2 separate regions of the Homo sapiens genome follow, and region 2 is linked to region 1. Evidence: read pairs that join two places in POLR2A ChIA-PET (ENCODE). Cell type or tissue: Panc1. All regions are shown on one strand. Each heading gives the region's core, and the rest is flanking DNA. Links, peaks and the distances in the headings are about the cores only. Region 1 overlaps ARHGAP29 (Rho GTPase activating protein 29). Region 2 overlaps ARHGAP29 (Rho GTPase activating protein 29).

What was found. Peaks named below come from ENCODE experiments on the same cell type or tissue, not always from the same donor. Only the 100,000 strongest peaks of a DNase experiment are listed, where the experiment ranks them.
Region 2: POLR2A ChIA-PET joins it to region 1 with 6 read pairs; 3 of 35 experiments call an interaction of 5 or more read pairs at or near these places.

What each region holds. Positions count from the first base shown.
Region 1 is chr1:94,221,772-94,224,699 of GRCh38, forward strand. The region is part of intron 2 of ARHGAP29 (Rho GTPase activating protein 29); the gene reads right to left. Among named protein-coding and RNA genes, the nearest start is that of ARHGAP29, 14 kb to the right of the region's middle. In Panc1, for the core only: no CTCF peak of the experiment used is centred there; no DNase peak of the experiment used is centred there; H3K27ac peaks cover 1,767 bases.
Region 2 is chr1:94,167,590-94,170,517 of GRCh38, forward strand. ARHGAP29 (Rho GTPase activating protein 29) reads right to left here. Exons shown (of 23, transcript NM_004815.4): 23 at 1,316-2,928. Among named protein-coding and RNA genes, the nearest start is that of ABCA4, 48 kb to the left of the region's middle. In Panc1, for the core only: no CTCF peak of the experiment used is centred there; no DNase peak of the experiment used is centred there; H3K27ac peaks cover 1,842 bases.

The sequences.
Region 1 (2,928 bases), core at 194-2,693:
TGCTTTGTTAGCTGAGAGGGCCTAAAAGAAATGACACTCAGCAGCAACAAGCACACCTAGTATCTAGATCTTGGTTTCTAATACTATTCTCCAATGAAAGTAATCAGGTCTCCTTAGAGAAATAGTTGATTCCTGGACTGGGGCAGAAATCTTCAAGATAAGTAACAAGCATCTTGTAATGCCAGAAAGGAAGGAAGAACTTTAAAAAAAAAAAAAAACTAAAACAAACAACAAAAAACACCCCCCAGTGAGGAGGGCATGTCAAAGGTGCACAGGAACCAACTGAAAGTTTCCAATGGCCAAAGCTGGAACAATGTGAGCAACAAATAAAGTAGTATTGGATTATAACCTAAAGTATATAACAAATGTCCATGAGTCCATACTGACATAAATGATTGAATACATTAGTAAACAGGGGAAAAGAAACAAATCTCTTGTGTAAAAGAACTGTAAAAAATGTGTGCAAATACTTTGCTCTCAAGAAGGTGAAACATAACTCTCTTACATATGACCTATGCAGGCTAACTTCTTCCAAAGAGTGTAGTATGGAAAGGAGGACAAAAAGAATAACTTGACAGTGGAGAAACTTGACAAACACTACTGAAGACAGGTGACCAAGGTCAACATCAACATTGACAAATCACATTCAAGGTAAATATCCTTGCTATAAAGTGATGAAAACAACACTTTACATCTGTAATCTTCCTCCCAATATCCCATAACTCCGGTCTAATGAGGAGAAAAACGTCAGGCAAATTCTAATCAAGCGCCATCCTGCAGAATACCTAATCAGTATTCCTTAAAATAAAAATGAGGAAAGTTTGAGAAGCTTACAGCCAAGGAAGACCTAAGGAGAAAAAACTAAATGTAATACGATAGGATCCTGGAAAATAATAAAGAATATTAGAGGAAATCTATGGAAATCTGAATATAGACACTAGTTAATAATAATGCATCATTTTATTACTGGTTATCAAACACTGGCTCACTAACTCTAAGAGATATAAGATGTTAATACAGTGTATAGGACTATATGGGAACTTTGTATTATTATCTCAATTTTTCTGTAAATCTAAACCTGTTCTAAAAAATAAAAGTCTATTTTTAAAATGAAATACAAGTAGGTAAAAGATTTTAGGAATTTTATGTGCTGTTGAAATTTTCCCCATAAACATAATTTTTTTTTTTTTGAGACGGAGTCTCGCTCTGTCTCCCAGGCTGGAGTGCAGTGGCGTGATCTCCCCTCACTGCAAGCTCCGCCTCCTGGGTTCACGCCATTCTCCTGCCTCAGCCTCCCGAGTAGTTGGGACTACAGGCGCCCGCCACCACACCCAGCTAATTTTTTTGTATTTTTAGTAGAGACGGGGTTTCACTGTGTTAGCCAGGATGGTCTTGATCTCCTGACCTCGTGATCCATCCGCCTCGGCCTCCCAAAGTGCTGGGATTACAGGCGTGAGCCACCGCCCCTGGCCTATTTTATCTTTTTTATAACTGGTAATGTTAGTTTGGTAGGTTTACTTAGTTGAGGCAATACAGTATAGTGTTGAAAAGCATAGTCTCTGAAACCAGACTGCCTGACTTTGAATTCTAACTTCATGGCTGAGAAACCTTGGGTGAGTTACTTAGCCCCTCTGTGCCTCAGTTTCCTCATCTATAAAAAAAAAGATAAGGTAGCTAGTTCACAGGGTTGTTCGGTTAAATGAATTAAAACACATAACGCACTTAGAACAGTGGCTGGAACACAGTAGGCCCTTCATAAATGTTTGCAGCTATTTTTAGTTGGTGCAAAAGTAATTAATTGCGGATTTGGCCACTAAAAAAAACTATATATACATACATACATATATTTACATATATATGTATGTATATAGCCAAAACCTCAATTACTTTTGCACCAACATAATACTTTATGCACTAGTAGAATAGGTTAATGATATAGGTTAGCTCTGAAATTAAATCTAGTAGATATGAAATAAAGGAAACTTCTGGGAAAATAATATAATTTGAATAGGTGTAAAAAAATTATAAAACCTTCCCTTTTTTTTTTTCTTTTTGAGTTGGAGTCTTGCTCTGTCGCCTGGGCTAGAATGCCACGGTGCAATCTCAGCTCAGTGCAACCTCTGCCTCCCGGGTTCAAGCAATTCTTCTGCCTCAGCCTCCCAAGTAGCTAGGATTACAGGTGCTCACCACCACACCTGGCTGATTTTTTTTGTATTTAGTAGAGACGAGGTTTCACTATGTTGGTCAGGCTGGTCTCAAACTCCTGACCTCAGGTGATCCACCGGCCTTGGCCTCCCAAAGTGCTGGGATTACAGGCGTTAGCCACCATGCCTGGCTTATAAAACCTTCCTGATGTGCTATTTTTTCCCCAGTTTTGTACAGCCAGATCTCTTATTTGGCACATACATAACTAAATAAAGTTGGTATATGCTAGTACTTCTGCTGACTTAACCAAAACCAAGGTGGAGTGATTATCATCACAGAGAGTTACACTGCCCTCTTTTTGAAACCTAATAAATGTTAGTCTTAGAAAAGAAAGTTATTTCTATCCCCTATTCTAATGTTTTACAATAAAATCTTCAGGTATTAATATACTTAGGAAACATTAAATCTCAGGCCAAAAGAGCTTGATTTTCAGAATGCCAACGACAACCATCAACATTCAAAATTAGTGTTGGGCAAAAACTACAAAATACTAATGGCCTAAATGCCTACACAAACCAAAGTAATACTGTGGTCTTCTCAGAGTCAAGGAAATTAAACATGCAGAAATCCATATATTTCTAAAATTATTAAATGCTTTTCAATTTTCTCAGTTTTAATTTCTAATAGATAGAACTCACATAAAAAACTCTTTGGAGTCCTCAGTAATTTTTTTTAACAGTGTAAAAAGGTCCTGGGAGTCCCTGCTATAGTTTTTCTTAAGAA
Region 2 (2,928 bases), core at 245-2,744, 54 kb before region 1:
AAAACAAAAAACAAACAAAAAAAGTGAATGAAGGGAAAAATAGATTAAGTTTTCAATGTAACATTGTTCATAGTAGGAAGAAAACCTGAAAGCAACCTAAATGCCCATCAACAGTGGGATTAATACATTGTAGTATAAACCCAGTAAAATACTTTAGTTTTTTAAAAAATGAAAATAAACTATAGTTACAATTGTATAGGTAGCTTTTTTTGTTTTAAAGCCAAGGAAGGATTAACATAAAATTCAAGATAGTGGTTACACCTGCTGTGAGAAGTGACAGGCATGTGATCAGGAAGGGGCATCCTGGTGGTTCCTTAACATCCTGATGAGGGTGTTGGGGCAAATGGGAATTCGTTTTATAATCATTCTTTAAATGATACATATATATGTACACACTGCTGCATTTATGACTCAGTTTTAAAACAAAAAAATCATTTAAAACTCTCATTGAATCTTAATCATGAGACTTATGTATCTATACTTGGAGATGGAGAATATGTAGACCTTGGTTCACCGTCCTAGTCTCCTGTGTTGAATCACAACACATTCTACTCATTTTTTGGCAACTACTAGATGAACTCTTACAACTTTGATTAAAATAATTGATACAGAAGATTTATTTTGCTGGCAGTAGATCTCAAAAAGCAAATTTCTGGTATAAAATGATCTACAGAGAATTTGGCAGATGGCAACTACTGTGTGTCAGGTCTGTGTCTACAACTGTAAATAAGATCTTGCCATTCTTATAGTCAGGCTGTGTTATAGTCATCCCGATCTTTTTTTTTTTTTTTTTTTTTTGAGACAGAGTCTCACTCTGTCACCCAGGCTGGAGTGCAGTGGTGTGATCTCGGCTCACTGCAACCTCTGCCTCCCAAGTTCAAGCAATTCTCCTGCCTCAGCCTCCTGAATAGCTGGGATTACAGGCACACACTACTACGCCTGGCTAATTTTTGTATATTTAGTAGAGACGGGGTTTCACCATGTTGGTCAGGCTGGTCTTGAACTCCTGACCTCGTGATCCACCCGCCTTGACCTCCCAAAGTGCTGGGATTACAGGCATGAACCACTATGCCCGGCCTGATTTTTAAATTTCAGTGCTGTATTCACTTATCAATGAGCAATGCCTCATTGGTAACGGTCACTATTCATCTCATTTCCAGTACTGTCAACACTATAAAAGGAAGACTTACAATATCCTGTAACGAATGGGCATGACTGCATCCAGAAATCTGAGACAGGTTTTCATGTCATGTACAGCTTTTTGTTAATTGTTTAAAGCTGAAGATGAACTCAAATAAAACTTGTAACTCAGAAGCATAGCCAATTAGTCGTTTAATCTATTTTCTGAACTGCATGCTTATTTTATGGATGCAGAGTAGATTGGTTGAGTGTGAGGACACTTAAAAATAGCATGATACAGTTATTGTAGGAAGTATTAATATTTAAAAATTGTTACAGCCAAGACCAAAAAGTGAGAACCACAATTCAATATTTTCTATAAATTTCATAAATGTCTATGTTTAAACATTCCTGGTAAATATGTATAATCGTACACTTTTAAACTTTCTCTGATAAATTCAGTGAGTATTCAATAATTGCTCATTATCAAAAGGTTGTGAATTTGTCTCTCTTCCAGCCAGATGACAGGAGCCTAGGATTCCAATGGTGTGCTCAGGACTGACATCACTGGGGTCAAAGATTCAGCTGCCATGGTCCAGGCTCCAGGCTGGGGAGGATGTTAGGGATTGGTGTGGTCAGGACCAGCGCTGCTATGACTGCGGATTTATTTGGCATATTTGGGACTGGGTGTGATGAGACAGCAGCTGGCATGTCAAGAGGTTGAGGGAGGGAGGAAGAATGAACAAATTATTTAGGATTATGGGAGTCAGGTTTCTATGAGAGAAGGAAGTTACAAAGATGGAAAGGGAGACTAGATTAACCTCAAAGGATTGAATTGAAGGTGTCAATGTGAACTCAAAGTTTTCAATACGTATGTATATAAATAGATATAGAAGTAGGTGACTATTCTTGAATGTGTGTAGACACACGTTTTCCTTTGAGCTGTTCACCAATAAGACAGTGAGCCTTTCTCAGGTCTTCATTTCCATATACCATTTCCCATTTAAAGAAACCAGGGCTCCTTGGAAAAAAGGGCTAATTCTAGACTTGGGGTAGGGAGTAGGAAAAAGTGTAAGATGAGCTCGTAAAAAAAATAAGAGGGGAAAAAGCAATGAGGCATCTCTAAGGAACACAGAAGCCAGCTTGAAGAGACTCCCAAAAACCAAATCGGGGAAAATTTCAGCATGAAAATAAGTGACAATAATACACTGTCACTGAATAAAGCAGGCATTCATGAATCTATACTGATTTAAGTGAATGAAGGAATAGAGAAGGAAGAGCTCTTCCTTACAGTAGTAGGATGCCAACCAAGGCAGAAGCCACGGACTCACCATTTGACAACCAAAATAGTAATTGGTTCAGTCAAGAATTGTCAATAGACTAGCCCGTGACAATTCGATGAGAAACAATACATTTACAATCTTTAAGAATCTCCTCACAAATTACTTCCTAATTCTAATTTTACAATGGAGAAACCTGGTATATACTATCTGAACCAAGTGACCAAAATTAATACTATCAGGTATAAGACAAATTGACATTGTGTGCATCCTGGCATGACACATTTGAGTATAGAGCATCATTTCTGTAGTATTGGACAAAAATGTCTATCCTAAACCTTATGGGTCTTATCTAATGATAAACCAAAACTGAGGAACTTTCTACAAACTGGCCAATCCTCCTCAAGTGTCAAGGTCAAAGACAAGTCTGAAAAGATGTTCTGGACTGAATGAAACAAGAGATAGGGCAACTAAATGCACTATGTGGTCCTGGATTGGGATGCTGAAACACAGGAACATTACTGAGGCA